Linked DNA regions of Homo sapiens: region 2 is linked to region 1. A link is a loop called in an ENCODE intact Hi-C map of the cell type or tissue named here. Cell type or tissue: CD4-positive, alpha-beta T cell. All regions are shown on one strand. Each heading gives the region's core, and the rest is flanking DNA. Links, peaks and the distances in the headings are about the cores only.

Region 1 (2,809 bases), core at 189-2,688:
TCCCCCCACCCCCCCAGTTAATGCTGCTGTGAAAAATGCAAAATAACCTGGTTCTGACTTTGTGATCACTCATGTCCCATACACTGAACTTTGTTTTTTTCTGGACAATCTCAGGTTCTCAGAATTGAAACATTCAGTTTTGTCTACTGACAAAATGCAACTAAAAATGTTTTAATTCAACTTCTTACTCTACACTTATATACCTCTCTCCCAGAGCTTGGCTCTTCCCTGAAATCCTTAAAGGAGTTTATTATTTGCCAAGAATATGGTTTGATGAAGACCGTGTCAGACTCATGCATTCTGGAATCCGTGAGTGCCTCCAACCATAAACCCAGAAATGCTGCCATAGAGGAACCCATTAGCAAGATCAATAACCATCGTGGATATTCCAAAGAGCAGAGCATTTAACCCAGAATCTGAAATCTCAGTAATAACAGAAATGTCAATATGAGATTGTGGTTATTAACAATATGTTATCCTCACTACTTTATTTCTTTTTTCATCCAGGTGTTTCATTAAGTATTCTCATTTATATGCTCATAGAAGTCATCAGATCAACACATTCACTCCAACACCTGGGTATAAAGGCGAATTAAAACCTGAAGAATTACTTTATTATTCATTAAGAACTGCATTCCCACATCCTCACACCAATATCTTCCACTGTTACTGTGCAGTCATAATAAGAGTTGGGTTATGTGATTTATGCAAAATTGTTATTGGTGTGTTCTAATGATTTTTTTCCAGGAATTCAAGTAAGTGAAGTACAAATACTTAGCACCATAGATTGTAAAAATAGAAAGAGGAAATGAGAAAACTTAATGTCGTTCTTGTACAGTTGAGTTTTGCTTCTTTATAAACTGTCTGTTAAAATCAGGGGTTGCTGTTAGACTGTCAAGCAGAAGTGATGGATGTTCAAGGAGGCAGGTTGCCCCAAAGTGTTTTCTAACTTTCAAGTAGAGAACTTTATGCTCTAATAAGAAAAATACAACTCATTCTTAACCACCCCCCCAAAACAGAGAAAACACATACATTTATGCATTTTAAAGATAAAAAGTAGTTTCTCAAAAAAATCTGAAGTTCTCTGAAAACCAGCTTATTAAAAGTGCTGTTTTGTGGTGAAAATTGAAACCAAATCCACTCACATTTCCTATCGGGTCTTGAAATTCTTGGTGGTGTGTCACCATTCCACTAGATGGCAGTGTTGCTTACTGAGTGTCAATGGCTTTTTTCCCCGTAAATGGAATCATGTTTTTCTCCCCCAAAGTACAATAAAGCTGCCTTGTCTGCACCATTCCTCGTGTAAGTGCTTCATATCAAGTTAAGACTGTACTAGAGAAATTAAGAAGAGCTTTATTTGTGGTAAAAGCAAGCTAACCAATTGACCTTAAAGGTTGAAATGCAAGCCACACCTCTGATTCCTAGCTCCCTGCACCTGCATTTTAAGCTCCTAAAGTGCTCAGACCACTGATCTCAGAGAAGGGGAGGAAAGGAGGTACAGTGCCCTTAGTCATTTATCCCTTGTACAGAGTAGTTAAAAGCAGTACTGTATTTTCTGCCATCCAGTGTGACCTGTCATCAGTTTTTACATGGTTGGCTTTTAACAGAAAAAAGTTGAGTTGGAAAATAAAGTGTAGATGTTTCAAGTCTTCCTGAGCAAAGCTTTGTTTTCACTTGGTTCTGAGTATAGTATTAATAGGCTATACTGCGTATGTTATTTACAGTATTAATGAAGCAAGATGTTTTCATTAATTGCTTCCCACTACTTGGTTACTGATGGAGGTGTTACATGATCCTTTTTCTCCAGCAATGTCAGTATAGTATCATGGGCTTCCAGTGACTAAAGTGACCTACCATGTTAGTGCAGATGCTTAAGCACCCCCAGTTACCTTATATCCAGTGCTTCCGCCGGCTAGAAGATAGTGCATGGAATCAGGGCAGCCTGGACTGAGTTGTACTGTCTAGGAGTGCACTGAGCACAAAACTGGGCTCATAAGTAACTTGAGACAAATCAGGACTATGTTGCCTAGGCTGGTCTTAAACTCCTGGCCTCAAGTGATCCTTCTACCTTGGCCTCCCAAAGTGTTGGGACTGCAGGTGTTAGCCACTGTCCCTGGCCTAGCACTCCCTTTATCTTGCAAAACTGAAACTATGTTCATAAACACAACTCTCCATTGTCTCCACCCCACCCTCTAGCAACTATCATTCTACTTTCTGTCCCTTTGACTACTCTAGGTAGTCATGATCCGCCCCATGATCCAGTCACCTCCCATATAATTGGAATTACACAGTATTTGCCTTTTTGTGACCGGCTTATTCTTCTTTTTTTTTTTTTCCTGAGACAGAGTCTCACTCTGTTGCCCAGGCTGGAGTGCAGTGATGCAATCTCAGCTCACTTCAACCTTTGCCTCCTGGGTTCAATCAATCCTGCCTTAGCCTCCTGAGTAGCTAGGATTACAGGCGTGCACCACCACTCCTGGCTAATTTTGTATTTTTAGTAGAGATGGGGTTTCGCCATGTTGGCCAGATTGGTCTCGAACTCCTGGCCTTGTGATCCGGCCTCCTAAAGTGCCAGGATTACAGGCGTGAGCCACCGCGCCCGGCCCATGACTGGCTTATTTCACTTAGCACAGTGCCCTCAGGGTTCACCGATGTAGAGGGTGTCAGAGTTTCCTTCCTCTCTTTTTTTTTTTTTTTTTTTTTTTTGAGACGGAGTCTCTTTCTGTCCCCCAGGCTGGAGTTCAGTGGTGTGATCTCGGCTCACTGCAGCCTCTGGCTGCTGGGTTCAAGCCATTCTCCTGCCTCAGCC
Region 2 (2,809 bases), core at 126-2,625, 290 kb after region 1:
TGAGTTGGGTTACTATTTCAGACATCCAAAATAAAGTTCATATGCTTCAGTTGAAAGAGAATTTTTGCACCAAGAACATTTGGGATCCATGACCAGAAAAAAAAGGATTATTTAAAAATAGTGTGTTTTCTTTTCTACAATTATCTCACCTCTAATAAAGAAGAAGGAGAAATAAAGTGGAGAGAGAGGGACACAGAGATATTTTCTTCTGATTCTTGCCTAGGTAGATAGATGGAGTCCCCCATAAATAATATGAGAAATCTAATCACCTTTTCAGGATTCATAGACAACTAGGATGGTTCTTGCAGAATTGCAAGATGAAGAGAGTCTATAAAGGTGCTCTATTTTGGGGTGGCTTGTTCAATGTTTTCAAATCCTTAATTGGATATTGTTTATTATAAAGTGACACCCACCAGATGCTTACTGTTCTTTTTTTTGTTGTTGTTAGATAAAGAGGGAATTTGAGTTTGTTTCTATGAAGTGTCTAGGAGCATACGAAGTCTCCAATTAAAACAAAATTGAGCCGGGCGCGGTGGCTCATGCTTGTAATCCCAGCACTTTGGGAGGTTGAGGCGGGTGGATCACCTGAGTTCGGGAGTTCGAGACCAGCCTGACCAACATGGAGAAACCCCGTCTCTGCTAAAAATACAGAATTAGCCAGGCGTAGTGGCACATGCCTGTAATCCCAGCTACTAGGGAGGCTGAGGCAGGAGAATTGCTTGAACCTGGGAGGCAGAGGTTGTGGTGAGCTGAGATCGTGCCATTGCACTCCAGCCTGGGCAACAAGAGTGAAACTCTGTCTCAAAAATAATAATAATAATAATAATAGAATATAGCTCTTTCTCTGGTTCATAGGCTATGCTCACCTGAGTGTAAATCAACAGAGGTGTTTGACTAATTGCTAAAACAATACTCATTGCAGTCTCCAGGTTGGCAGGGTGGGGAAAGGCTTTGGTTCTGGTTCAGCCTTTATATGGACAAGATGTTGTACAGGTTTAACAGTGCAAATACCTCCATGGCGGCCATTCCCCCTGGAGTTCTTGATTAATGAGAAGACCATGTCATAATCTAGTACTCCTCCAAAATGAGTAGGCTGTGGAATTTCATTTCTAACTTCTTTATCCCCAAGATCATTAAAACTGAATTATGGAGCCTACTATTCCAATGTCCTACAATAGATCTGACAGCTATAATTTTGTAGCCCTTTAGAAAAAAAATATCTTGGTAGGACTCTTAAAAGTATGGCCTGGAAGACTGCAGGTTTGCCATCTTATCCATGGTTGTCTAGTGGGATAGATGACTTGGGTCTTTACTTAATGCAATTCTTGTAATTAGGTTAAGGTCAAGAATTGGTTATTGTCCTGAATTTGATGTCTTGCTAGAATATATGACTGCTCAGGAAATAATGATCATGTATGCCAGATTATGGGGAGTCCCTAAGCCCCAGATTCAACTGTATGTGAAGAAATGGTTGAATTCACTTGAACTGGAGCCTCATGCTGATGAGCTTATCAACACCTACAGGTGAGTCATTATGCTGCTGCACTTTTTGTTGATGCTGCTAATGTTGAGGTGCTTTCTTTTGTCCCTGCTGTTTGAAATGAAGCCCATAGCTCCACCTATGCTCCTTTTCCCACAATTACCTAATTACGAAACTGTCTAATGTTCTACTAGGTTTCAGATACGAGTAGTAAGGCAGATCAATGTAGCTTCACGTCGTCCTTTTGCAGAAATGGAACAATAAATCTTAGGTTTTTTTGAACTGTAGCTTCTGAACCTCAAAAGGGATCAATTAAGAGGGAGTTTAGGATTGCTAAAGCAGCTAGAATTTGAAGAGCAGGGTGATGATAAAGACGAAGCGGGGGCCCAGAAATTTGAATGGGGTTTGCTGTGAGTCATGAGCTGGCCTGTGCCATGTGCAAAGGGAGAGATGCTGTGAGGCCTATCAGAGAATGGCACCTGCTAGACTGAGAACTGAATGTGTTACCGGTGGACGATATCTGAGTTACTGGCGGTGAATCTGTGTACATCTGCAGCTACCTCAATTCTTGCCTCCTCAGAAGAAAGAAATCAACAGAGGGGCATAAGGCAGAAAAAGAGACCAAGGCAAGTTTCAGAGCAGGAGTGGAAGTTTATTTAAAAGGCTTTAGAACAGGATAAAAAAGGAAAGGAAAGTATGCTTGGAAGAGACCCAACCAGGCACTGAGGTCAAGCGCTCTGTTTAACAGTAATCTTTATAGGCTGGCCCCTTTCTCATGATTCTTCCCTTAGGGTGGGCTGCCCGCATGCCTGGTACCCCCCTCACCCGTTGGAGGTGAGCATGCGCAGCGTGTTTAAGAAGTTGTACCCATGCCCATCTGAGACTTTCTTCCCTATTCTGGTGGAGTAACCCTGGAAAGTCATACTCCGCCATTTTGTCTCTTAATGCACATGCCCAGGAAGTTGCTTCTCCCTGGTGTCTGCATTCAATTAACACTGTTAATTTAGTGCAACGGGTGTGGACTATCAGGAAATGGCCTCTCCAATTTATCTTTTTTTTTTTTTTTTTGAGGCAGAATTTCGCTCTTGTTGCCCAGGCTGGAGTGCAGTGGCGCGATCTCGGCTCACCCAAACCTCCGCCTCCTGGGTTCAAGTGATTCTCCTGCCTTAGCCTCCCGAGTAGCTGGGATTACAGGCACCCGCCACCATCCCTGGCTAATTTTGTATCTTTAGTAGAGATGGGGTTTCTCCATGTTGTTCAGGCTGGTCTCAAACTCCCGACCTCAGGTGATCCGCCCGCCTTGGCCTCCCAAAGTGTTGGGATTGCAGG

The links. Peaks named below come from ENCODE experiments on the same cell type or tissue, not always from the same donor. Only the 100,000 strongest peaks of a DNase experiment are listed, where the experiment ranks them.
Region 2: a loop joins it to region 1, with 6 times the contacts of the local background. A loop is called at or near these places in 11 of 110 quality-filtered maps.

What each region holds. Positions count from the first base shown.
Region 1 is chr16:21,656,178-21,658,986 of GRCh38, forward strand. METTL9 (methyltransferase 9, His-X-His N1(pi)-histidine) reads left to right here. Exons shown (of 5, transcript NM_016025.5): 5 at 1-1,294. Among named protein-coding and RNA genes, the nearest start is that of IGSF6, 5.0 kb to the left of the region's middle. RefSeq lists an enhancer at 2,060-2,199. In CD4-positive, alpha-beta T cell, for the core only: a CTCF peak has its summit at 1,202 (motif pointing right); a DNase peak (open chromatin) is centred at 1,194.
Region 2 is chr16:21,945,514-21,948,322 of GRCh38, forward strand. No RefSeq gene overlaps it. Among named protein-coding and RNA genes, the nearest start is that of UQCRC2, 6.4 kb to the right of the region's middle. In CD4-positive, alpha-beta T cell, for the core only: no CTCF peak of the experiment used is centred there; a DNase peak (open chromatin) is centred at 1,578.